Regions from separate parts of the Homo sapiens genome. Here all the other regions are linked to region 1. Evidence: read pairs that join two places in POLR2A ChIA-PET (ENCODE). Cell type or tissue: MCF 10A. All regions are shown on one strand. Region 1 holds the start of LOC124901450 (a long non-coding RNA gene). Region 2 has its middle 31 kb from the start of LINC02529. Region 3 overlaps FNDC1 (fibronectin type III domain containing 1).

Evidence for each region. ChIA-PET counts read pairs that join two places held together with the same protein. Peaks named below come from ENCODE experiments on the same cell type or tissue, not always from the same donor. Only the 100,000 strongest peaks of a DNase experiment are listed, where the experiment ranks them.
Region 2: POLR2A ChIA-PET joins it to region 1 with 5 read pairs; 2 of 35 experiments call an interaction of 5 or more read pairs at or near these places.
Region 3: POLR2A ChIA-PET joins it to region 1 with 5 read pairs; 2 of 35 experiments call an interaction of 5 or more read pairs at or near these places.

Annotation. Positions count from the first base shown.
Region 1 is chr6:159,632,419-159,634,918 of GRCh38, reverse strand. LOC124901450 (a long non-coding RNA gene) reads left to right here and starts at 1,197. Exons shown (of 2, transcript XR_007059840.1): 1 at 1,197-2,500. In MCF 10A, a CTCF peak has its summit at 1,532 (motif pointing left); a DNase peak (open chromatin) is centred at 1,528.
Region 2 is chr6:159,413,520-159,416,019 of GRCh38, reverse strand. No RefSeq gene overlaps it. Among named protein-coding and RNA genes, the nearest start is that of LINC02529, 31 kb to the right of the region's middle. In MCF 10A, no CTCF peak of the experiment used is centred here; no DNase peak of the experiment used is centred here.
Region 3 is chr6:159,181,963-159,184,462 of GRCh38, reverse strand. All of the region lies in intron 1 of FNDC1 (fibronectin type III domain containing 1), which reads right to left. Among named protein-coding and RNA genes, the nearest start is that of FNDC1-AS1, 13 kb to the right of the region's middle. In MCF 10A, no CTCF peak of the experiment used is centred here; no DNase peak of the experiment used is centred here.

The DNA.
Region 1 (2,500 bases):
GTTTCGCCGTGTTGCCCAGGCTGGTCTTGAACTCCTGGGCTCAAGCAATCCTCCTGCCTTAGCCTCTCAAAGTACTGAGATTCATGAGCCACCATGCTGGCCAAGTTCTTATTTTTTCTTTACTGCATTCTATTGAACTAAAAGAGCTTTTTCTTTTTTTCTCTCTCTTTCTCTTTCCTTTCTTTTTATAAAAAGTTTCCCTTATTCTTCTGTGGATTTAGAAATTATTAATATAAGTTCTATTTCTATTCACATATATATAATTTTTATTTTTCTAACAAAGTCTAAGGTTAATAAATATCTTTATCCTACTCATGAACAGCGACCTTAGAATGCTGTAACTTCCCTTTGAATCCACTTATCATCTTCCATGTTGTTATCTATTATTTTAGTTCCACATTTGTTTGTAATCTCAAAAGGAGTTGTTATTTTTATATTTGAGATAGGTGTTTATTTAGAGTTTCCAAGTTTTCTGTTGTTTGTTTTAAGCTCATTGCTTCATGCACTCTTCTCCCTTCTGGGCTAAATTTTCTTCTTGCTGAAGTAGTAACAGTAATTCCCCACCCTGGGCCAGGCCCACTTCAGGAGCTTGCACTCCTTGGCTCTTTCATCCTCAGTTTCTGCCTTTGGGTGGCCTGCCCCAGGGTGTTTCTCCATCTGCCTCTGCTTCCTCCCTTACAGGCCAGCTGGAGATTTCCTCCAACCTGCCCACTCTGTAAGGTTCCTTCTTTTCTCTTTCTTCTAGCACTTTCTCTTTCTTGCTTCTGAGCTTGGGTATATACTAGTGAATAACTAACTTTACCCAGATTTCTATGCATTTGAAGAAGAAAGAATGCGGATGAGGGATCTCAACTGGAAGTCCAAACATTATCCTCAGAGAGTGTGGGCTAAGCGATCCGTCATTTTATGGCATTGTAATAGCTGGTGAAACTTCAGTGAAAGAGCTCAATTTTCTGTGACTTTTTTTTTTTTTTTTTTGAGACAGAGTCGGCCGGGGTGCAGTGGTGTCATCTCAGCTTACTGCAACCTCCGCCTCCTGGATCCAAGCGATTCTTCTGCCTCAGCCTCCTGAGTAGCTGGGATTACAGGCGCGCACTACCACACCCAGCTAATTTTCATATATTTAGCAGAGATGAGGTTTCACCATGTTGGCCAGGCTGGTCTCGAACTCCTGACCTCAAGTGATCCGCCCACCTCGGCCTCCCAAAGTGCTGGGATTACAGGTGTGAGCCACCATGCCCAGTTGTTCTTTCTTCTTTATTTGAATATGTGAGCTCAATTATAGTGGAAGTGAATTGAGAGTATTATGGCATATAAAACTGGAACCAACGAGTCTCAAATCACTTCATATCGTTTTCCTGGAATGGTTTTTAGGGTAAGCACAATATTTAATCAGTTGATATCAGTTCTGGTCCTTATCACTTGTAAATGAGTGTGATTGTTCAGTTTAATAACAAGTGCTCATGAACCCCATTACTAAAAATATGAGATATAGCTCCTAGAATACAATCGTACCCCAGTGCCACCTAGAGGAAAGAATTTGCATCGAGAGGCTGGGCATGTCTGTTTCTGTACATCCTGGCCACTGAGGTACCGCTTTTGCCTTTTGTATTTCTTTTGTAAAATGAGGCCATCCACAAGACTAGTGTGTCATAGAAATAATTACATAAAATTTCTTATAACTGAAGTCACTAACTAGTAATAATTTTAAGGAAGGCATGCTAATACTTTTAATTAAAAGACTGTAATTTAGGCTAAAGAAAAACCTACTGACTAAAAGTGAACATTACTTTTAATTTACAACACAGAAAGCTGTTGAAAAATAAAAATAACTGGCCATCTTAGGGCTCAAGCCAGCTCTGATGCCAGAATTTTTCCTATTCTATTCTTGAGATATTGGCTGAAAGCTACCTGCTGTGTCTTCCTAATCTTAGAATTCCCCTTCCTGGTAAGTGTGTTGTCTGTCTTATTATACTTACTATGAGAAACGGACATTTGCGCCATTTAGAGAGACTGACAATAAGAATAATATCATTTACTGAGCACTGGCTTTGAACCAGGAGAATGCACACAAAGTGATAATAACTCTCAGCACAGCAGCTGGGATTGAAATCCTGAAGGTCTTGCCTCCTAGTCCATTTTTTTTTTAAGACGGAATCTTGCTGTGTTACCAGGCTGCAGTGCAGTGGTGTGGTTTTGGCTCACTGCAACCTCCACCTCCTGGGTTCAAGTGATTCTTCTGCCTCAGCCTCCCAAGTAGCTGGGATTACAGGCACGTGCCACCATGCCTGGCTAATTTTTGTATTTTTAGTAGAGATGGGGTTTCACCATGTTGGACAGGCTGGTCTTGAACTCCTGACCTTGTGATTTGCCTGCCTTGGCCTCCCAAAGTGCTGGGATTACAGGTGTGAGCCACCGCGCCTGGCCCTAGTCCATTATTTTTTATATCAGCGTTTTTTAATTTATAAAAAACAGAAAGTTAAGAAGTTACTTAGGTCAA
Region 2 (2,500 bases), 220 kb after region 1:
TATAGTTATTTTTAATGCTTTTTCCTTTTAACCTTTAAACTAGAGTTACAAGTCTTATGTACTATCATTACAGTTATAGAGTATTCTGAATTTTACTATATACTTATCCTTAACCGTAAGTTTTACACTTTCAAATGCTTTCATGTTATAATTAGCATCTTTTCATTTCAGCTTGAACAACTCCCTTTAGAATTTTTTGTAATGCAGGTCTAGCAGCGATGAGCTCCTTCAGTTTTGTCTGGGAAAGTCTTTATGTGCCCCCCTACTTTGCTGGGTAAAGTATTCTTGGTTGGCAGTTTTTTTTCTTTCACATCTTGAATATGTCATCCCACCCTCTGCTGGTATGCAAGGTTTCTGCTGAGAAATCTGCTGGTAGCTTTATGAAGTTTCTCTTTGGCTTTCTTCATTTCTTTTTGTTCTGTTTTCTTTTTTTCTCCTCTAACTGGATAATTTCAAATGACTTATCTCTGAGTTCACAGATTCTTTCTTCTGCTTAAGCTGATGCTCTCTATTTTATTTTTCATGTCATTCATTGAATTCTTCAGCTCCTGATTTGGTTCTTTATGACTTCTATCTCTTTGTTGAACCTCTTGTTTTCTTTACATACTGTTTTCCTGATATCATTTATTTGTCTATCTGTGTTCTCTTATAGCTTGCTGATCCTCCTTAAAACAATTGTTTTGAGTTATTTGTCAGACAATTTGTATATATCTACTTTCTTTGGCATTGGTTACTGGAAAATTATTGTGTTCCTTTGGTGATGTTATGTTCCCTTGATTTTATGTGTTTCTTGAAGTTTTGTGTTGCTGTCTTCACATTTGAAAAAGCAGTTACTTCCTCCAGTATTTACTGAATAGCTTTGGGAGAGACATTTTTACCAGTCAGCTAGGGATTCTGAAGCTCTTTCAGACCTTTTCTATGAAGGTATCTGCTCCACACTTCTTATTCCCTCTTACGGGGAAATTTGAAAAGTTATATGCCTTTTTTCAATACTGCAAAGCCAGACTGGGTGCCAAGAGCCTCCCATTTGTTTTCCCTAGGGTAGGACATTGGCCTTTGGATATTTGGAGGAGAAACAGTCAAAGCCTATGACGTGGCATGAACTCTTTCCCATGAAATCCTTCTTCCCTACAGAGTGTTTTCTCACACTATTGATTTTGAACCAGGTGGCTTGTTGTAATGAATAAAAGTTTCCAAACAGAAGTTACCCTGTTGGTAGCCAAAGAGAAGCTGCTGGTCACATTCTCATCCAGTCATATCTCTGACTTAGATCTCAGGGAAAGGAAACATCTTTGCATTGAGGAAGCATTCATGGAAATGGAGCAATTTACTGAGATGAAAGGGCAAGTTGAAATGTGGGTATTATGTGGAGGTTTATGATGATAATAATAAGGATTTATTGAGCACTTACTACACACTAGAGACTTGCTAAGCACATCACATGTTTAATTTCATGTCCTGATAAAAACTCTGTAAGATAAGAGCTTTTATGTCCTCCATTTGGTGGGTGAGAAAACTGGGGCTCAGCAACATTTGGTATCCCCTTCTCATCTAAAAGAAATGAGCTCAGAAGCACATGCATCTGAGGGATTATTTCTAATATTCAAGCTCTCCAGTCCGATGGAGCAGCTAAGGCACCAGACTGCAGCATCACTGAGGGTTTGTCATCAGATATACGGCAATGGGTTTCCACTTAGAAAGATGACCTGACTAATTTTAAAGTGTTTGCCCAGGAGCAGGGTCTGTGTTCCATCCATTTCGCCACTGGGGGTGGCTGTTGTAGAAATGATTGCTTGGGATCAGAACAGGAATTTGGGACCTTTAAGCAGAATGGAAGCAAATATTAGAGATAAATGACATTTGCTTTGAGCTTTCTTTCCCATTGATTTTTTATGTTTCCTCGGTCTCACACTATGTAGTAGGTGCTCAATGAGTGCAGGTAGAATGAATAAATAAATAGATTCATTTGATCATCAGATATTATTCCCATGCCCTTGTTGAGGAAATAGAATCTTTGACAGATTAAATAACCAGCCCAACATCAAAAGCTATGAAGTGGTATAGTAGAAACCTGAAATCAGATGTCTTTATTTCAAACTATGGTCCGTTGTGATTGTTTGCTTTTATTAATAAATAATGATGCTACTTCAAATCTATGAAACATGCCCACGATATGAATTAATCACAATGAAATCAAAACAGCGGCAATTCTACACAATGCAAGAGATTTACTTTTGAATATATATTCTCCTTCCTTCTAAACATGGGTATTTCCAAGGGGAAATTTCTTCTCACAAGCTCAACCATCTTTTAGGACGTTAACTTGTCAACTATGCACCTGCCAGGAACAGGGTGAGGACATGTGGGTAGTGTGTGCTGAAGCTTATTTGCCTGGGGGAGTCTTCAGACAAAACTTCTGCAGTGACCTTGCACCACATCTGAAGATGGACACAGAGCTAACCTGTACGATCTTCTCTCAATAGGCAACTGAGTCTATGCA
Region 3 (2,500 bases), 450 kb after region 1:
ATTTAATGATTATGAATGGGCATAGGTAAATTATCAATAAAAAGGGGAAAATACACTACACACCTAATAAACTAAGAGTTTAAGTTTTGGATCCGTTTGTAATATAGAAAAAAATATTTAAGGAAGTAAAAAAGAAAGGAAAGGAACATTTGCTGACCACCTACTTAGTGCCAGCCATTTCATTCATTTATGGAACAGAGATTTACTGAGTGCCTACTATGTGTCAGATTCTAAGCAAGGAACTGGCAATATAGAAGTGATTTAAAATGAGCTGTGTTATCATAACTATTTTCTCTTTGATCCCCATTTCAAAGCCTGTGCACTGCACTTTGGTGTTCGCATTTTTATAAATAAGGAAACTGAGTCACAGAGAGTTAAGTGATTTGCCCAAGGGCACACATCTAGTAAGTGACAGTCAAGCTCAGACCCATCTGAAACTATGGACCATGCTCTTTCTACTATACTTTGTTCCCTCTCAGCTGTAATTATAATTAAAAGCAATAAGTATAAACCCAGAGATAAATCAGAACCAAAGATATAAAACTGAAAGCCAGTGGTGGCAGCTGAATTCATAAGGACACATGAGCTCGTGCCCTGAATGGATCTTGTGAACGCAAGATTTCATGCTGCCAAATCTTCATCTCTTGCTCCTCAGCTTACTCTATGTCCGACAACAGTGAGCGCCTCCTCCTAGAAGCAAGTCTTCTCAGGTCCTCCCTGACCACTAGACTAGCTTCTGGGATGCCACACTCCCTGGTTTCTCTTCCACATCATTGGTCACCCCGTCTTGGTCCCCTTTGCCAGCTCCTCCTCCTCTGCCAGAACTCTAAATGGTAGAGCACTGCAGAGCCCAGCTCTGGCTTTCCCTCTTCTCTACTGCACTCCTTCCTTCTCTACCCATGTAGCACACCTGGTGCTATGACTGCAAAGACCATCCATATGTGGAAGGCTCCTGAATTCCCAACTCCAGCCTGGCTTCCCCTCTGAGCTCCAGTGTGTCCAACTGTCTACTTGACATCTCCACCCAAAGAACGCAGAGGTCTGAGGGATGACAGTTTAAATCTGAAATTTTAGTGGTAGGAGAACCAGAAAAAAGTTGCATCATGGAAGCAGGAGAGATTTTCAGGAAGAAGGGAATGTCCCCCAATGTCAAGTCAAGTCAAGGCTGAAAAGAACCCATTTTTCTCCTCTTGAAAGAGAGTGTCCACCACCATTCAAGGCCCTCAAAGAAAGCAAATATGCCACTCAAGTTTCTCTCTACAAATATCAAACTTAGTCCATTTTTCTATGAATGTAGCTAATCCTACCTACCTCATAGGATTGATGCAAGAATAAAATATGAAAGAAAATCATAAAACACTCCACACATGTGAGATAACATCAACATGAGGAATAAATGCCACAGAACACCTGATATCCCCAATCACAACCTGGTACAAAATGACCCAGCCTGATTCCCAGTATCTCAGCTCTTGGCCAATTCTCCCTCCGCACACAGCAGAGCTGGCATTTGGTCCTCATTTCCTTCCATCTTGGAAAACATACTTTTAATTGGAATTTTTAAATCTTGACAGTTGAAAGGAAACTTAGATAATCTGATTCAGCTTCTCCTCTTCCATCTGCCTATTGATTGTAAATCCAAAATAGTCTTCAGTGATTTCCATGACTGGACAGACCCAGGCAAATTCCAACACATTTCCCTACCTTCAAAGGTAAACATCTTTGAATATGCTATTCAATTGGGTGACATAGAGTTACTAAGAAAGCCACTCCCCTGGGAATACAAGTGAATTAATTTGGAGATATGTAAGAAAGGCAATGGGCTTCAATCTACTGAAGGAAGCACTACATTGGCACATGAAAGAGTGAGGGTATCAGGCATTTACTATCAGCTGAGTGCCACTAACAAGAAACATTATCAGGGCCCAGGGGAAAGGAAGTCCTCCCAAAGCTAGGATAATCAGAGAACAGAGTATGGCATTAATGGAATTCAAAGAGCGCTTTTACTAGAGATTTTCCCCATGTGTGGAAGCCCTGGGTCACTCACTGCTTTCCAGGGCTTGAATTCCAAGAGGACACATAGTCTGTCCCTCTCTGTGGCTGTGACCTAGCCTATCTTTGACTCCTCAAAATGCTGAGAATTGTTTCCTGTAATGAAACTACATTACAATTTCAGAGTGCCAGTGGACCCCACGGAACTCATCCCAAGGACCCCAAGTCAGATTCCGCATGCTTGTTAAGAGGGACACACAATCTGCTCAGATGATATCTAGTGTTTGTACCCTGAACCTCAGCCTCCCTAGGTGCTAGCATTGAAAGTGCAGTCATGATGCAGCTGTGAAAATAAGATCACCCCAAGGCCTCACATCCTTTGGGTGTGGTTTGTTTGAATATCAGCAGGTACATATGTGGATTCTGAGAATTATTAGCCAAAACAAGATGCTTCAATTCTCCCAGGCTATCAGAGAGCAGTAGAAGGAAATTGATGGGTGGAGTGGAA